2 separate regions of the Homo sapiens genome follow, and region 2 is linked to region 1. The links are chromatin contacts, found by Hi-C or POLR2A ChIA-PET in ENCODE. All regions are on one chromosome and are shown on one strand. Each heading gives the region's core, a stretch centred on a gene start or an enhancer-like site at or near the end of the contact. The rest is flanking DNA. Distances are from core to core; before and after follow the strand shown.

Region 1 (4,674 bases), core at 361-2,860:
GAACTACGCCTGATTTGACCTCAAATGGTTCAGGAAAATAATGTGTATACACACCCACCCACATACATATACTTAACAATGATCAGTAAAATGGAGAAAATGTAAACTGGTGAATCTAGGTAAAGGGTATACTGGAATTACTTGTACTGTATATCCTTGCTACTTTTCTGTAAATTTAAAATATATACAAAATATTTTTAGACACGTAAAATGTTTAAGATTTAAATAAACTGCTAAGGCAGGTACAAATTGGAATTCTAGCTATAGCAATGGTCATAAAAGAAACTTTCATCTAATCTCAATTCTAATGGGTGTACTTGTTTCCTAAAAGGCCTTAGCAGATATAGACATACATAACAGTATTTTGCCTAAAATTAGGTATAACATGCTTCCTGTAAAAAAAAAAAAAAAAAAGTAACTTAAAATTTTTCAACTTTTCTAAATGTTGTCTACAAGAGAATCATATTTTCAGCTAGGTAATTCAAGAAGAATACTTCTAATTGGAGAGGGAAAGGTGGATTAACTTTTTTCCATATGGAATAATGAATTTTTAACCTCTACTTTCTGTGATGGTCATATGGTAATTCCACATATACTCAAAGACTATGCGTGATGGTGGGGAAGTGGGCACAAGGTTGAGTGTAATGGTCAGAAAGGAAAAGTCTACACTCCTAACCTAAGGTATCCTGGTGCAATGTAAAGAGAAAAAAATCCAGGACTGAAATCACACAGCCTGCGTTTAAGGGATTCTGATGTGATCATCAGCAAATAACGTCTCCGGTTTCCCATACCTTGATTTCTTCAACTAGAAAATGGGAATGATGATTCTTTTAAAAATTTCTGCCTCAAAGGGCTGAGGATTAAGTGAACTATTTACCTGGAAAGCGCTTTGTAAACTTCAAAACCCTACACATGTGTTAGTATGTGTAATAAACTCCATATGAGAGGCCACTGGAATCAGCAAAGTTAATTAATTCCATTGCTGTCATGCTTCTCCTAGAAGATATTGTAACTGTGGGTGTACAGGTACATACGACTTGGCAAAGGGCCAAAATAAGGTTTTCTTCCCAAATGTTCTTTCTACAGGAAACACGAAAATAATTAGCCCAGATTCCCGAGTGAACTCATCAACATCCGTGGAGGTGGAGGGTGTTAAAATCGAGTTAAGGCAAAATTTACAAAAAAAAAATTAAAAAACAGTCAATTGCGGGACACTGAACGAAGAAGGAAGCCAAACTCGGGGAAGGGCTAGGGAGAGAGGAGGCGTGGCCCCAGCCCCGCTCCACGCCGCGCGCCTCCTCGCTCCCCATCCAGCGCGGCGACCACCGGGGTGGCGGCGACAGCGGCGCTTCTCAAACCTTTAGTCTCCCAAGAGCCGTTACGCGCCGCCCCTCTCAATCCCCACAAGTCTGGGCCCCTAACCTCCTAGCCCGTCACAGACTTCTCCGCGCAGCTACGCTGCAAGAGGCTCTCTTAGCTAGAAAGCAACCACTGGGCGGGTACCTGAGCCGAGATGAATCCCTCATACACGGTTTTCGACCGGTTCTGGGGCAGAAGCAGGGGGCACTGGCGCAACAGGCTCGCTTCCGTCACCGCCATGGCTCGAAGTCCGGAGAAACACAGAAAAGCTCTAGACCTGCTGGGTCCTGCACATGCGCAGTCCGCTGGCGCTCGGACGCCGCGGAGCGGAAACCCCAGCCTTGGCGGGAAGATCCTGGAGGATTCCGCGGGCGGAAATGAAGGTGAAGCGCAGGCCAGGCCAAGTGGCGCTCTGCGGGAGGCGACATCAGGGCTCCCCAACCGGTAGTGGGAGGGAAGATTGCCCTCAAGTCCACAGGACTGACTGACCAAGATCATTCTAGCCTCAATTGTCCCAGGAGCCCTTTCGATGATTCTGTTTTACTTTATTGAAAGACTGTTACAACTTTGGTGTTGCATTTCCTCCAGAATAAAATGACTTTTACAGCCTGGACGTTGTAGCACTCTGTCTTCTTTGCTGTTGTCCTCTCTCCCTTAACATACAGAATAATGTATTATTTTGTGTATAATTATTGTAATATAATGTATAACACATTGATTATATCATATATATTACAGTTCTGTGGCTTACTAAGTTCAATCAGATATATTTGAGGCACACACATGTATACGTATATGTGTATTGATTAGACTCAAGTCAACACTGGACTCAGTTCTGTGTACGGCACTCACAAATATATAAAGCAAAACATGAGTAAAGATTGCTGATGGACTTGAACTTAATTTTCCTCTGACAGCGCTTGCAATATGTTTTTCTAACTCAGGAATGTTATCCATCCCATCTTATTAAGAGTTGATTAAATAAGAAACCTACTAAAATATTTACCATATGATTATTTGATTTTCCAATTTTCCAATTTTCCAATGCATCACGTTTGAGCCCTACTATTTGAAAAACATCATTGTAATGTGCCAAAGGTTGAGCAAAGATTATTTCGTCCCCTACCCATCTTTATTGACCTCAAGACAGAATTTGACATCCTGAAGATTCTTAAAGTTTGACAAGAATTTGTCACAGCATTCTGGATGCTTACAGAAAAGAATGCTGGAGCAGTGGTTAGATATAAATTACATTAAAGCAGTGGTTCTCAAAACGTGATCCTAGAACCTAGCAACAGCATCACCTGGGAACTATGTAGAAATACAAGTTTTCACCGCTGATGGGGTTCAGGATATGCTACCCCAAAATATGGCCCCTTGACATTTGAGAAAACAACAAAACCTAAGATCACTCTCTGACCTTCTCCCATCCTTCTTCCCTGAGGCGGGTCATTGGATCCTCAATCCAGAGGTGCTCTTCCTATACCCACAGGAAAGAAATATCCTTATCTCTAAAGAAACGGAGACATAGAAAAGAATCTGAACAAAAAGACCTTTGACAACTTACCCCAGTTTATTACCATTAGACCATGCTTTGTCCAACCGTACTTCCCCACAACTGTCCACTGTTCCTTCTAAAAATGCACAGGTTTTCCTGTTTCTTTGGGCTTCATCTCTGAAGGCTCCCATGCCACATAAAACTTAAATAAATTTGCACGCTTTTCTCTTATTAATCTGTCTTTTCTTATAAGGGACTCAAACAGGAATCTAGCAACAGGAAAGAAAGATGTTTCTCATTCCCTACAGGCCCCTATTTCAAACCTCGGGAATCCCAAACACTGGCAATAGGGCTCAGCAGTCTGCGTTTTAACAAGCTCTCCAGGTGATTCTGATGCATGCTAAGGTTTGAGGATCTCTGCAGGGGCAGGACATAACACCTGCTTTATTTTGCAACTCGGTAATTAAGGACGGCCATGCTACATGTTTTCCTATAAGAATAAAGTAGAGGCTGTGCAAAAGTGGGATCAACACAAAGATTAAGAGAACATATAGTCCCTTACTTCAAGCACTTTATAATTTATCTGTGAATTAAGATCTTTATTGTATCCAGTATGTTAAACTTCCCCACCACCACACTTTCCCCCATGGAACTTCTACCCTTTCTTTAAAGTTCTTCTCAAGTGCTATGTCTTTTTGGAAAGCTTTTTTAATCTTCTGAAAATTATTGCTCTCCCTAATCATTTAGCATATTTCCTGCTGCATCGTAGGTGCTAATAAATTATTTACTAAATATCTTAATTTGGGTTGTTATAGCAGAATACCATAAACTGGATAGGTAATCCGCAGAAATTAATTATTTCTTAGTTATGGAGGCTGAGAAGTCCAAAATCAAGACGCAAGGACAAGATTTGGTGTCTGGTGAGGAGTCACTTCCTGGAACACAGTCTTTTGGCTGTGACCTTACATCACATTCACCTTTACTATTGATACACTGGACAGTGTGACCACTTGCCAAAAGCAGTTGGCTCCTTGATTCGGAATCCCCATAATTAGGTAACTAGACTTAAAGATTTCCAGCACGTTTATTGCTAATTTATCATCTTAGATTTTAAAGAAAAGACATCCAAGTCACTGTTATGATAGTTGAACTTGTAAATGAGCATTCCTTATCAATAAAATCTATAATTGAAGAAATCCAATGACCAAGGAACAAGGTAAGATACCATATAAAAACTTTTTAATTCAATTACTCGACTATTATCCTTAGGTGTTCAAGACTGAAAGTTGGATACTCACTACCATCATCAATTCATACGTGGTTGTGCTGGAACCATTTATATATAGCCCAGTTGAAGTCAGCCACCCCAAAATCCAAAAAAAAAAAAAACAAAAATGCTCAATATGTTTAAAGATCAGAAAGCCAAGGAACTACTTCTACCACCATCAGCATGATTTCAATTTTGGAATCACTCTGACAAACTGCACAAAGATCCTCATTAAAGTTCAAGTTCCACCAGGTATCCTAGGCAGGATTTCATTTATATACTTTGCCACAAAAATTACTACTATTTAAATGCTATTGCCTGAGGAAGAACTTTATATTCTAACACAGAAAAATATCCAAACATTTTGACAAATAAAAAGCACAAATTCCAGAATGGTATGCTTACTATTATAACATTTATATTCAAATATATAAGTAAAGTTGCTCTGTATTACTAGCAATGGTTACTTTAGGGGAGGGAGATGGGAACAAAGAATGGAGATAATGGCCCATGGAGACTTTTATCTTTTATATTTTAATTTTTTAAAGGA
Region 2 (4,914 bases), core at 857-3,356, 2.6 Mb after region 1:
TGAGGATGAGGGACAATTCTTGACTGTGCTCTTTCCTATCTCAAGGACCTGCTGCCTGCTGTTCCCCCAGCTGGAATGTTCTTTCCCTGAATCTCCCTGTGAATGGCCTTTTTTTTTTTTTTTTTTTTTTTCTGAGACGGAGTCTCGCTCTGTCGCCCAGGCTGGAGTGCAAGTGGCATGATCTCGGCTCACCGCAACCTCCGCCTCCCAGGTTCAAGCAATTCTCTACCTCAGCCTCCTGAGTAGCTGGGGTTACAGGCGCCCGCCACCACGCCTGGCTAATTTTTGTATTTTTAGTAGAGACGGGGTTTCACCATCTTGGCCAGACTGGTCTTGAACTCCCAACCTCGTGATCCACTTGCCTCAGCCTCCCAAAGTGCTGGGATTACAGGCATGAGCCACTGCGCCTGGCCGGCTCTTTCTTAAACTGAGGACTCAGCTCAAATGTCACCTCCTCAGAACTTTCCTCTCCCCCAGTCACTTTTCATTTTGAAATTCCTTCAGAGAACTGAAAATGTTTTCCGTCTCTTTGAAATGTATGTACATATTTTAAAAAGCTAAATAAGCCTCTTGCTAGTTTTGCGTCCTCAGAAGGTCTTTCTTGCGGGCCTCGGAGCCATCTCTTGGAAATGTGAACATCAAGGATGGTGCTCCATGTTTCTGTCTCTAGGAGGGTTTAAGCCTTGGCTCTTGGTTCCAAGATAACTTCCCATTATTTTCCTTTGGATAAAGACAATTAATAGGTATGTAATGGATTGTACGTGCCTGACCATATGAAAAGGTGAGATTTCCTTTTTTTTGGTCTTTGCACTCTCTTCAGTGGATTGCCTGTGATGTGCATCATGGTACGTTTTAGTACATATCCAATAATAAAACTGTTTCATTCTTTTGTTGTACATTGCGCATTTCGTGGAAAGAACAGTTTGGGGTTGGCAGGATATTTTAAATTATTTGCCCATATGGGTCCCCCAGTTTTGGGCACTTGTATGGCAGGCTGATATTCCCCATTACCTCTCCGTACTAATTTTAACTAGTAAGGGACAGGGGCAAGGGCATGGAGCTTTGGAGTCAGACAACCCTGGCTTTAAACTGTGCCTTTTATCAGCATTCTGAAGTACTGTATGTTGAAGTAACTTCTCTGAACCCCGAATACTTCATCTATAAAGTTAGGAATAATAAATACGTCATAGATTAAGTATGGACATTATCTGATGCATAGCAGGTACTATTCAAATGAAGGAAACGAAGTTATCCTAGGTCCTTTAATGCACTAAATGTGTGCTCCATTTCCGCCTTTCTTGGCATCTGTGTGAAATCTCAGGATATAGTGTCCACTAAACTTCAGTGCACTGCCTAATGAGACAACGAACTCCAAGTGCGGACCTTTTGAGTTTAAACGGGTTTCAGTAGGTAAAATACGTAAAGTTCACAGTACCCTCGCAATTTAGATGGAGGAAAAAAAATCAGTCGGGGGGGGGGTCCCCGTATGCAAATACAGGAATTACAGAAGAAGACAGGACCCCCGCCGCAGCACCACTTCCCCCTACAGGGCGCAACGTCCCGCCGCTGGCGCGGGGGTGGAGATTTGCATGTGCGAAGTCGGGAAGAGGGGGAACCACCTCTCGAAAACCCCGGCCGTCGCCCTCCCAGGCCGGGAGAGTCGGCCCCGCGCGCCCCCAAAAGCTCCCCAGCGGCCGGCCCTCTCTACGTCATCCGCACCCTCCCGCCCGCTCCTGAACTTTAAACCACACTCGGAAGAACAACCTGGAGGAGGGGGATTTCTCAGGAGCCAGCGGCCTTCTCACGCTGCTAGCCGTCACCTCCCGGCTCCCGCCGTTCCCTGCGCTCCCGAAGCCCACCCCAAGCTCCCGCTCCCTCGACCCCCTCCCAAGCCAGCCGCCGCAGCAGCGCCGGGGGCGTATGCGTGGGGGCCGGCGGGGAGCGTGCGCGGGGACAGGCAGGGGCGGGGCGCTGGGGGCGGTCGCGCGCGCGGCGGCCGCGAGGTCGCCCCGCCCACGCCTCCGGGTGAGGGTTGCTGCGTCGGGCCTACGTCAGCCGCGGGAAATTCCCCTCCCGCCAGGCTGCTCGCCTCTCGGCTGGGCCAGCACTCGGCTCTCCCCGCTCCGCCCCCTGCCCCTGGCTCCCGTACGGTGGACGGCGACGCTGGGTGACCCGGGGTGCAAGAATTCAGGGGTTGGGAAGGTGTGAGCCGCAAACCCAGCGGAGGGCGGGAAGAAGGAGGAGGCCTCTAGGGTGGTCGGGGGACTGGGGGCCCCGCCGGCAGAGGTCCCTCGGCCTCCTGACTGACTGACTGCGGCCGCCTCCGGCCAGGACGCTGGGAGCTGCCTGCGGGAAGGTGCGGGGAGCGGAGCCATGGCCTCCGGTGAGTGTTCATGGGGCGCGGGCCTGGGCCGGGGGAAAGGAGCTCTTCTGAAGGGGGTCCTGCCGCAGTGAGTTTAGGGAGCTCAGTTTTTGCTGGGGCGCGTTCTGTCTTTAAAATCTCATATGGTAAAATTGTCAGCTTTTAAAAAAGTTACCTGCTTCAGGGTTTGCGTGCAGAATCCAAGCCACGCTCTGTAATTCGATCCTGTTGTCATAGCAGGAACCTTAGAAATTCCCAACGACTTGATTTTAGGATTAGGGAAGTCATAAGCGAACCAAAGGAGGACGAAGAGTTCTCATTAAAAATGTATATGTATTGAAGATGGTGGTTTTATGTTTTAGAACAGGAATGAGGAACCTTCAGACCTCGGGCAAGCTCTCTCCCCCTTTTTAGTTTAATTTCATCAAATGCAAAGAGGTGATCCCCCTTGTACTGACAGTTGTACAAAATGTGTCACGGCTTTAAAAATCATCCGTGGTATTTTAACACGAATTAGAAAATCCGTGGTATTTTAAGTGTTAATGTTGCTTCGACCAAGTGTAGGCCGGGCGCGGTGGCTCATGCCTGTATTCCCAGCACTTTGGGAGGCCGAGGCGGGTGGATAACCAGAGGTCAGGAGTTTGAGACCAGCCTGGCAAACATGGTGAAACCCCGTCTCTACTAAAAATACAAAAATCAGCGGGGCGTGGTGGCGCGCGCCTGTAATCCCAGCTACTCGGGAAGCTGAGGCAGGAGAATCGCTTGAACCTGGGAGGTGGAGGTTGCAGTGAGCCGAGATCGCGCCCCTGCACTCCAGCCTGGGCGACAGAGGGAGACCCTGTCTCTATTTAAAAAAAAAAAAAATGTAGTTTTTACTGTGAGATAAAGCTCAAGGTTCCTAATCTGACGAATAGAGACGTTGAATCCCCCTTCCTCCTCGCTGGAAATAAGGGGAAAGAGGAGTTTTAGAATATCCGAGCTTTAAAATAATGAGTAGGAATGAATACAACTTTATCACTTATGTGACTATATATTTTCCCTTAATAAATGCTCGATCTCTCCCTTTGGGGGGGAATAAGTTTGTAAGAAACATTGCAGAGCAAGAAAGTCTCCTATATACACAGATGTGGTTGGGGCTGCCTGGAGCTTAAGGTTGAGGGGGACGGGAGAGCCGGGGCGGGGGGATAAATCAAGTAGCCTGGGGTCGAGTTGGTCTTTTACCAGGATTTTGGCAAGGTGAGTGGGGGACACTTTCCAGACAGAGGAAGCAGCGTGAGCAAAGGCAGGGAGGGCTAAATGCATGTTAAATGCTGTACTAAGAGAATGAAGAGGGGGCCCCGTTTATGAACTTGACTCTTATCCCCAAACTGCCTGGTCCAGTGACCCTCAGAAGTAGGCTGATGTCTAGTAGAGATGAGGAAGTAGGAAGCTTAAAGAACCTTTTTAAAAGGTTGAGCAGAACAATGCCATAGCTATTGCTGTAGGCAGAAAAGGAAATTGGGGTGTTTCACATGACATTTGATTTCAGTTTGTTTGTGGTTGTGAGAATACTAAGTGTAGTTTAAAATATTTCAACTTTCCCTTTTCCCACTTAAGTGACACCAGACTTTCAGATAATCGTGTAAATTTATGAATTCAAAGCATGTGTAGATTAGAAGTGCTAAGATGACTTCAAATATTTTGTTAATGTATTGGTTATCAGAAAGATTTTGTTTGGAAGTAATGGAGAATGCCTAGCATTATAAGTAAGTTCAGGCTCTTGGCGATTTAATCAAACTTTATTGATATATTGCATGAATTTAATACTTCTAATTTTTTCAGTTGAGAGAGGAAACAACCATTTCTATATAGAGTATTGTAAGACCCACAGGATTTTAAAATTTGATACAATTTAAATTTGTTCATTGACACTGTATTTTGTGCTGTTGTGAGGAGGAAGGATTCCCTAAAAGTAAGGAGGAAATGTTTAAAGAAATGGAAAGTTTTAAAGGTTTAGAAGTTGAAGGGTGATTAACTTTTTTTTTTTTTTTTTTGGTCTTTTCTAAGAGTTGCATTAAAATGGGACTATTTAAAATGTAACAAGTTATTTAAATTGTAATTCAGTTGTTAGAAAACTGCCAGGCCTGGAATAAAAAAAAAAAAATGTTTACAGGAATCTGTGTACTTTTCCTTAATCTGTTATAAAGACCTTAGAGAAAGAAAAAGATTCACTAATAAAATTCTAAATTCCTATTCTGTTTTGAAACAGTAATTTAACCGGAAGAGTGACCAAAAAAAAAAAAAAAAAGAAATTGCTTAGTTTTTCATTGTCTAGTTTAGATTCTGTTTGTAGTAAGGTAGTATTAAAACCTCAGAAAGTAACTTTTATTCATTACGAAGTATTTAAGAGCATTTCTTCATTTCTTACCAGATGTCATATGTAAATAGGTATATGTAGTTGAATATGTGATAGCTATAATGTAAAAGTAACATAAATCATAATCTTATAAGCAAAATTATGTAAGTTAGAATGTAGTTTAAAATCATGTATATAATATGATTCTAAATTTTGT

What was found. Hi-C counts contacts between places; a loop is a spot of excess contacts on that map. ChIA-PET counts read pairs that join two places held with the same protein, here RNA polymerase II (POLR2A). Pooled maps may share reads with other maps.
Region 2: a loop to region 1 is called in a map of K562, with 14 times the contacts of the local background. The contact joins the promoter of REL here to the promoter of FANCL in region 1. A Hi-C loop is called at or near these places in 1 of 168 maps with a recorded cell type or tissue (K562) and 5 of 50 pooled maps. POLR2A ChIA-PET finds 5 or more read pairs at or near these places in 1 of 52 experiments (MCF 10A).

Annotation. Positions count from the first base shown.
Region 1 is chr2:58,239,715-58,244,388 of GRCh38, forward strand. It overlaps FANCL (FA complementation group L), which reads right to left and starts at 1,611. Exons shown (of 14, transcript NM_018062.4): 1 at 1,504-1,611. The coding sequence starts at 1,599. RefSeq lists a silencer at 1,209-1,258 and an enhancer at 1,799-1,958.
Region 2 is chr2:60,879,468-60,884,381 of GRCh38, forward strand. It overlaps REL (REL proto-oncogene, NF-kB subunit), which reads left to right and starts at 2,107. Exons shown (of 10, transcript NM_001291746.2): 1 at 2,107-2,383. The coding sequence starts at 2,374. REL-DT (REL divergent transcript) reads right to left here and starts at 1,847. Exons shown (of 3, transcript NR_033980.1): 1 at 1,765-1,847. RefSeq lists a silencer at 1,702-2,241 and an enhancer at 1,850-2,519.